Linked DNA regions of Homo sapiens: region 1 is linked to region 2. The links are chromatin loops, found by intact Hi-C in ENCODE. Cell type or tissue: gastrocnemius medialis. All regions are shown on one strand. Links, peaks and the distances in the headings refer to the core of each region. The heading gives the core; the rest is flanking DNA.

Region 1 (2,500 bases), core at 1-2,500, 1.9 Mb after region 2:
TGGTTTCACAGGTATATGTAATTTCTAAACTTATCAAATTGTACACTTAAAATATGTGGTCTATGGAATGTTAATTATATCTCAATAAAGCTGTTAAAATTGTACTGAAACAAAACCATTGGGGGAAACTGGGTAAAGAGTCCAAAGGACCTCCCTATACTATCATTGTAACTTCCTGTCAATTATAACGATTCCAAAATAAAGAATTTAAAAGTGTTTTTAAAATTAAAAAAAAAAAGTCTGAGATGGAAAATCACTGAATGGAATTAACAACAGTTTAGACGTTGCAGAAAAAACAGTAGTGCACTTGAAGACATAACAATAGAAATTATCCAAAAAACACCAAGAGAAAGAATTTTAGAAATGAATACAAAGGGCTAGGCGCAGTGGCTCATGCCTGTAATCCCAACACTTTGGGAGGCTGAGGCGGGCGGATCACCTGAGGTCAGGAGTTCGAGACCACCCTGGCCAACATGGTGAAACCCTGTCTCTGCTAAAAATACAAAAATTAGCCTGGTGTGGTGGTGCATGCCTGTAATCCCAGCTACTCAGGAGGCTGAGGCAGGAGAATCGCTTGAGTACGGGAGACAGAGGTTGCAATGAGCCGAGATGGCACCACTGCACTCCAGCCTGGGCAAAAGAATGAGACTCCATCTCAAAAAAAAAAAAAAAAAGAAAAAAGAAAAGAATACAAAGTATACACAATGTGACCAGGTGGGTGGCTCATGCCTGTAATCTCAGCACTTTGGGAGGCCAAGGTGGGAGAATCAGTTGAGGCCAGGAGCTCCCGACCAGCCTGGGCAACATAGCAAGACTTCATCTCCACAAAAAAATTTTAAAATTAGCCAGGCATGGTGGCACGTGCCTATAGCCCCAACTACTTGGGACGCTGAGGCAGGAAGATCGCTTGAGCCCAAGAGTTGAAGGCTGCAGTGAGCTATGATCGCACAACTGCACTCCAGCCTGGGAAACCAAGCGAGACCGTATCTCAAAAAAAAAGAAAAAAAGTATACACAATATACAACAGGCAGAAAGTATGTCCTTTACAATGATTTAAAGTTATGAAAAAAATTTAAGCCAGGTGAGATAGTGCATGCCTACAGTCTTGGCTACTTAGGAGGCTGAAGTGAGAGGATGGCTTGAGTCCAGAAGTTCAAGGCTACAGTACGCTATCTATGATCACACCTGTGAATAGCCACTGCACTCTAGCCTGGGTGACATAGCAAGATCCTGCCTCTAAAAAAATAAAAATAAAAGTAAACTTAAATTTTAGGTATCAAGTGAAAACAGGCAAGAGGGTTTTTTTATTTTTTTATTTTGTGGGGGCGCATGAATAAAGGAATTTAAAGATGCTACTCTGGATCCCATCTTCCTTCTTCCTTGCTCCTGAGTATCCTTTCCCTCTGTTCTGCTGGCTCGTTCCTATCAGCACACATATCCACAGCTTTAAGGAAAGCTTCCTTTGACCCCCATAACCCATCTCCAGTTACTGCCCAGTTGCTCTGCTCTTTTTGCAACAGACGCCTGGAGTTCTGCCATCTCTGCTTCCTCATCTCCCACGTACTCTTCAACCCATGCCCATGTGACTGCCACTCCAAACGCTCCACCAGCATTCCTCTTGCTAGACTCATCATGACTTCTCTGTTGCTAAATTCATTGGATGCTTTTCGTTCTCATTCTGCTTGCCCTTTCAACTATTTTCAATAGTTCACCACTCCCTCCTTCAGCAGCTTGCCACTTCCTCCTTGGATTTTGGAACACCACCCTTTTTTGTTTTCTTCTCACCTCTCTGGCACTTCTTTATCAGGTTTCTTGGCAAGCACCTTATTACCATTGCAACTTTTAAATGCAGGTGTCCCTGTCCTTGGCCCAAAGGCTCTCTGCACACTTCTTCTCTTGAGCTCATCAAATATCAAGGTTTTATTTTATTTTTTATTTTATTTTGTTTGAGACAGAGTCTCGCTCTGTCACCCAGGCTGGAGTACAGTGGCACCATCTCGGCTCACTGCAACCTCCACCTCTGAGGTTCAAGTCATTCTCCTGCCTTAGCCTCCCAAGTAGCTGGGATTACAGGCATGCACCACCATGCCTGGCTAGTTTTTTGTATTTTTAGTAGAGATGGAGTTTCACCATGTTGGCCAGGCTGGTTTCGAATTTCTGGCCTTAAGTGATCCCACCTCAGCCTCCCAAAGTGCTGGGATTACAGGTGTGAGCCACTGTGCCTGGCCATTTTTTTGTATTTTTAGCAGAGACGGGGTTTCATCATGTTGGCCAGGCTGGTCTCGAACTCCTAAATATCAAGATTTTAAGTACATTCATATGTCAACAACTCCCAAGGGTGTATCTCCAATCCAGGCTCTCTTCTGGGCTCAGGGCCTGTATTTCCAATTGCCTACTTGACCACTCCACCGGAATGCCTCAAAGATATGTCGAGGTTTTCCACGTTCAAAACCCAACTCTCAATCTCCCCCAGCAGAAAATAGTGACTCTATCCACACAA
Region 2 (6,169 bases), core at 1,401-3,900:
AGATTTTTTAGGAAAACCAGCAGCAGAACACTTAAGATCAATAATAATAAAGAACAGTTACCTCATTTCTATTTGATTTTTACAGAGACTTTTTGCCAAGAGTACTAAGACTAGTACCTTCTATGACACCCCAACTCTGACAAGAGGCAGTAACCACTAATATACATTCTCCTCTCCCTTATTTGGAGATGAATTCAGATACATTAAACTGCAAGTAATTTTACGCTTAAGCCTTGTACAACACTAAAATATACAGTAATAATAGTCATTATACAAATGTATGGTTGAGTTTATGATATGGTTAGGATCTGTGTCTGTGCCCAAATCTCATGTTAAATTATAATCCCCAATGTTGGAGGAGGGACCTGGTGGGAGGTGATTGGATCATGAGGGCAGAGTTCTCTTGAATGGTTTGACACCATTCCTGCCTTGGCACTGTATAGTGAGTGAGTTTATCATGAGATCTGGTTTTTTAAAAGTGTGTGGCAGATCACGAGGTCAGGAGTTCGAGACCAGCCTGACCAACCTGGTGAAACCCCGTCTCTACTAAAAATACAAAAATTAGCCGGGTGTGGTGGTGGGCGCCTGTAATCCCAGCTACTCGGGAGGCTGAGGCAGGAGAATCGCGTGAACCCGGGAGGCGGAGTTTGCAGTGAGCTGAGATCATGCCACTGCACTCTAGCCTGGGCGACAGTGCGAGACTGAAAAAAAAAAAAAAAGTGTGTGGCACCTCCCTGCCTCCCTGCACCCTCTCTCTTCCTCTTACTCCGGCCACGTGATAGCTGCACTCCCCCTTCCCCTTCTGCCACAACTGTCCATTTCCTGAGGCCTCCCCAGGAGTGGAGCAGATGCCAGCATCATGCTTCGTGTACAGCCTGTGGAACCATGAGCCAATTAAACCCCTTTTCTTTATAAATTACCCAGTCTCAGGTATATCTTTATAGCAATATGAGAGTGGACTACTACAGCTTACCTTTGAGTGTTTTACACATTTATGGGTATGCTTTTTGTTTGTAACCATAATTAGGAAGGCGAGAGCATTACTGGTCTTTATTGGACTGGGGCTACGAATGCTATGTAGTCTGCAATGGAAGGGACAGGTCCATACAAGGGATCAATAGTTATACTTCATGCAGGATTTCCAACAGTTCTGCTAGAGTATTCATGTAGGTGACATGCCTGCTAATAATGATCTAACCTTATACTCTTAGTACCTTTTACATATGAACCCTAAAATACATTTTTTAAATCCTTTAGATAAGAGATTGAATTCTTCATGGATAGTACACAGAGGGTATATTATGTTTTGTTTGTTTGGAACTTTACAGAGAATTCGCCACAATTTTGGAAAACCACATCAACTACCTTACTTTGCTGGCGGTATGTTTGTTGCTTATACAACTAATGCTTTGTCAGCAATGAAGCACATCATCTGAATATGCAGTTGAGGGGATTCTACATAGATAGATGCAAGCATCTGATCACTTCATTGGTCTTCCGCATTTCATAAGGAGAAAAATATTACCTTGTTATAAATTACTTCATTTTTTCCTTCAAGTTGAAGCATCGTCGTGTATATTGATTTAAAAATTATATGTGTAGGCATGTGATATTAGTTACTAATTTTAGCTGAAGATAATTATAATTTTATTTCAGATTTCTGTTATTAAAAAGGTCTGGAATCGGATAGGTTGAGATCAACCCGATACCACGATATTTGCTAAAATTTATTTGAACACACAGAAAAGTCCCAACACAGAGAACTCTTTATTACTATTATTTATTATTTCTACTATTCTTTTAAAAAATTATTATCGTTACACGCAGCGGTTTTAGGCACTATGAAGTGTTTATTGCCTCGGGGCTGGGAACCTTTGCGCCCTTCTTCAGCTGTGCTCTCAGGCAGTTACCGGCCAGACCCGGACCGGAACCTTGGCGCGGTGACGCTAGTTTCCGGCGGGCTACTTAGAGCGCCGAACAGCTCTGGGCCAAAGGACCATGAGAGGGCCGGAGCCGGGTCCCCAACCGACGATGGAGGGAGACGTGCTGGACACACTGGAGGCGCTGGGGTGAGTGCTTTTGGAGACGCCTTTTCCCTGAAAACGCAACCTCTCCTTGGCCTGGCTGCTTAGCCTACTTCCCTTGGGCCTCTGTGGGCCTGGGCGGCCATGTGTAGGCCTCCTTCCCTGCCTCGATCCCTCCGGCGCCGACGGAGTTAAGCGGGAGGCGGGAGAGAAATCTATTTGGGGGGTGGAGCAGGGCCGGAGAGCTGGGGTTCGTGGCCCCCTCTTCGAAACTTCTTGCCTCGAAACTCTGTTGCAGGAATCCGCCGGGTGGCGCGGAGCGGCCCTTCTAGCACCGGTTTTCTGGGCTAGCTCGCGCCCGCAGGTGATATTTGTGTTGACGTAGTTCTGGCGCCCGGAGGGAGGTGCTGGAACCTGAGCTGCTGTTGAGGACTGTTGTCTCCTACAATGTACAACTTGTGGCTTACTTGGGGCTCTGGAGCGAATGGCTTTTACTTTGACCGGAGAAAGTGTTGTAGTTCATTGCGAGTTCGTTCTTTCAACCATTTCGTCCGTTCGTCAACGTGTATATTAGCTTGTATATTAATTTACACATATTTACGTTTGTAAATTTCCCCTAGGCAAGGGAAAAGGATAGTTTTTCAGATTACTCTTGGCTTACATAGTCGCGCAGGCTGCAAGTCTGCTGCCGGCTGGTATTTACAGTGCAGAATGGTAAGTGCTGTGAGAACTCAGGGTGGAGGTGGGAGTAATGTTAATACTTAACAAGTGTGGTGGTTCGTAATCTCCCCCTCAACCTCATCCTGTTTTTTTCCACACAGCTCTTGTCCCCATCCCAAATTATCATGTCCTGCCCATTCATTTGTCTCTTGAACTCTGCTTCTCCCTCGTTTTATTCCTCCTCCTCCCCAAGTCAGCTCCTGGAAAACTGATGCTTTGCATATTTTATTCACCGATGTTTTCCCAGCAACACACTAGAACGGAGTCTTTTACAGTAAATAGTGGTTGAATGAATGAGTAAATGAATGAAGAAAAGCTTAGAGAAGAGTCCACAGCAGTAAGCATAGGACCAGATAGTTGAGTCATACAGTGCACATTAAATAAAGAGCTTGGAGCCATCTGCACATTTGTTTGCCCTGCTACGTGCTGCTGTTTCTTGATAGGGGAAGCTGTGCCTTTGCAGCGTTATTATGAAGCTTGAACCAATCCCACACCCCACTTTATCTTCTCTAAAACTGCATTTGCCCCTCTATCAATTGTTTCTTTAGTTGAACCCTGATAATACCTACTTTGCAGTGACCCAGGGTTACGGAGTCTTGCACTTAGTAGATCGTGAATACATATTTGTCAAACGAAAGAACAGTGCCATTGATTATTTAGGGGGCATTTTTACTTCTGTGAAGTCCCTTGGAAGTTCTCACTTAACTTGGTTAAGAAGGAACCAAAACAAGAACTGAAAATACTTAGTAGAATTATTTAGGCTCCAAACAGTTTGAGCTCCCAAGTACTTCAGGTAAGAATATTGGGAACTCATAAATGGTTTATGAAAAAGGAAAAGGCAGTGCTTTTCTTCTTTCTTCATTTCTTGAACTTATTGTTCATATTATAAGTGTTTTAGAAAATTCATTGCTATAATCTTGATTTTTATCAAGGAAAATTAGTCAGATTATTCAACATGGAAAGTAAAACAGTTTACACACTCCAAAATTAGTTTTTCCTGGAATAACTATGAGGGCAACATTTTGAAGTTTGAATTCTCCTATGATAATACGATGTGAAAAAAGTAGTTATTTACAATATGTGTTGTAATGGAACACTGTGTTTTCAAATATCCATGTAGATAGTGAATAATGCATTTTCTGTTGTAAGGTATTGAGGATATCAGCAAAGGTACTTCAGTTTGTCATGTAAAATAAATTAATGGGAGGCATTTGAAGGGAAAAATCTATGTGAAAGGACAATTTAGTGATACAGGTGAAAACAGGATAGGCTAGGAGTCAGTCAGTTTTCTCATCTGTGAAAAGAGAGGGCTGGAGCAGATGATTTTAGAAGTCTCTTTCAGTTCTGATAGTCTCTGATTTTGTGGAATAGTAGATCTCAACACTGGAAGTACATCAGAGTCGTGTGGAACTTGTGAAAAACTGTTCCAGTCTAGTATATACCATAGACTGACCGAATCATAATCTTCAGAGGTACAGTACAGACCTGCATATTTTTAAAAAGATTCACAGACTCAGTTGAGAAACACTACTATGGAGAGAAGTTTCCTTTAAATATTTATTGAACACACTGTATATTGGACCTCGTTCTGAGGAGTCAGTGGTGAGCAAAATAGACTTGGTTCCTACCCTTGTGGAGTTTATAATCTAGTGGAGAAACAGACATGATCACAAAAACAATTATAAACTATAATAAATGTGTCAAAGGAAAAGAACAGGGTGATGTAACAGGAGGATCTAAGAAGTCTTAGGGGTTAGTGATAGATTCCTGAGGAAGTGACATTTGAGTTGAAATAAGAAGGGTGAATAGAAATTAAGTAGTTAAGGTTGGATGGATGAAAAAGGGGGACAAAGATATCCTTACAGTGAGAAGAAAATGTGAAGACTTTGAAATGTGAAGGAGCTTGCTGTATTAGAAGAACTGGAAGGAGGCTAATGTGGTTGGAAGGCAGAGTGTGAGGGGCAGAGTGGTGGGAAATTGGATTCAAGAGTTAGGTGAAAATCAGGGCATGCAGCCCCTTTTAGTCTGTGTTGTGGATTTTATTCTTGATCATAACAGCAATGGGATGTGATCGAATAATTTTAAATAAAAAGGGAGTGGTTAGATGTCTAGTTTGAAAGTTACATCTGTCAGCAAGATGGAAAATAGATTGGAGAATTTAGTTAATAGTCTGTGAAAGAAATGATGGTTGCTTAGTGGCAGTGGATATGGGAAGAACTACATTACTGAACTTAGTGATTGATTGGATATTAAAATTCAAGGATTCATTTCTCTTTATTTTAAAAAATTTTTTAGATACAGGGTCTTGTTATGATACCCGGGCTAGTCTTGAACTCCTGGCCTCAAATGATCTCCTGCCTTGGCTTCTCAAAGTGTTGGGATTACAGGTGTGAGCCACCACGCCCCAACAGATTAATTTCTTCAGTTGGTATTTATTGAGCACCAAAATGAAATGATACACCTTAGAATCTAAATTGGATACAGAAGAATGTGAAGATAGGAGAGAGTTGGTAAATATGGAGAATGCAGAGGAATCAATGAATGGAGGTAATGATGATATCAAAGAATAGTTATAGGTGAGTGGTCGAAGAAGCAAGTGGAAGGATAAATAAGAGGTTGTGGTCAGGGAGCCACATGTTTGGATAAGTGATTTTGGAGGTGCAGTGGTTGTAAGTAATGGCAAGGGTGCAAGGGGGGCTGAGTGACATGTGCAGGTTGGAATTGAGAGCTCAGGGTGTGAGATAGGGTATACATACAGACATTAAAGAAACTCAGTGTAATGGCAAGAATAGAGGTGGAGAGGAAAACTGAGCAAAGGGGATGTTGGGGAGTGTCCAAGAGGTAATAGATGAAAACCACAAGTGAATGGGTGGCAAATCTGAGTGGCCTGTGCCTCAAGGAAATAGGAGATATTTATAAGATAATGGGAGAGCAGTGATAATGATGCTATTTTGGTAAGAAAGGAGGCCAAAACTCCTACTATCTGACCTTAAGGCATTTGTGAAAATAAAAATAATTAAAGCTAGAGATGGTAGGAATAACAATCTTACTTTTTTTTTTTTTTTTTAAGAAAGAGAATTTTCAGAGTCAAAAGAACAGAAATCAGTAATCTGTTCTCTTCCAGGGTGGGGAGAAAACCTCCTTCCCCATAGGTTCGAGACTATGGCTAGATGGTGAAGAAGGGAGCTCAGTACCCAACCTTGGGGAGACACAGAAAGGGCCCATGCCAGGCACTTAGCTAGAGGCAAGCGTAGCTTTTGGGCCACAAGACCTGATGGCCACTGGGGTACTGGCCTGGAAACAAGTCCTCATCTTCCCAGAAATGTCTTATTTTTGTCTGCAGCAGCTGGCTGGAGAAAGATTTTGGAAAGGTGTGTACCTGGAGCACCCAAAGGCATACCCTTCCTTTTTCCTTGGCATAGGCT

The links. A loop is a pair of places that touch in the nucleus more often than their neighbours do. Peaks named below come from ENCODE experiments on the same cell type or tissue, not always from the same donor. Only the 100,000 strongest peaks of a DNase experiment are listed, where the experiment ranks them.
Region 1: it touches region 2 in a loop (15-fold over the local background); 4 of 110 quality-filtered maps call a loop at or near these places.

What each region holds. Positions count from the first base shown.
Region 1 is chr15:40,378,423-40,380,922 of GRCh38, forward strand. DISP2 (dispatched RND transporter family member 2) reads left to right here. Exons shown (of 8, transcript NM_033510.3): 8 at 1-199. Among named protein-coding and RNA genes, the nearest start is that of KNSTRN, 3.0 kb to the right of the region's middle. In gastrocnemius medialis, for the core only: no CTCF peak of the experiment used is centred there; a DNase peak (open chromatin) is centred at 1,559; H3K27ac peaks cover 1,395 bases.
Region 2 is chr15:38,452,164-38,458,332 of GRCh38, forward strand. It overlaps FAM98B (family with sequence similarity 98 member B), which reads left to right and starts at 1,964. Exons shown (of 8, transcript NM_173611.4): 1 at 1,964-2,069. The coding sequence starts at 1,999. RefSeq lists enhancers at 2,112-2,221, 2,282-2,381. In gastrocnemius medialis, for the core only: a CTCF peak has its summit at 2,427; DNase peaks (open chromatin) are centred at 1,968 and 2,278; H3K4me3 peaks cover 2,093 bases; H3K27ac peaks cover 1,826 bases.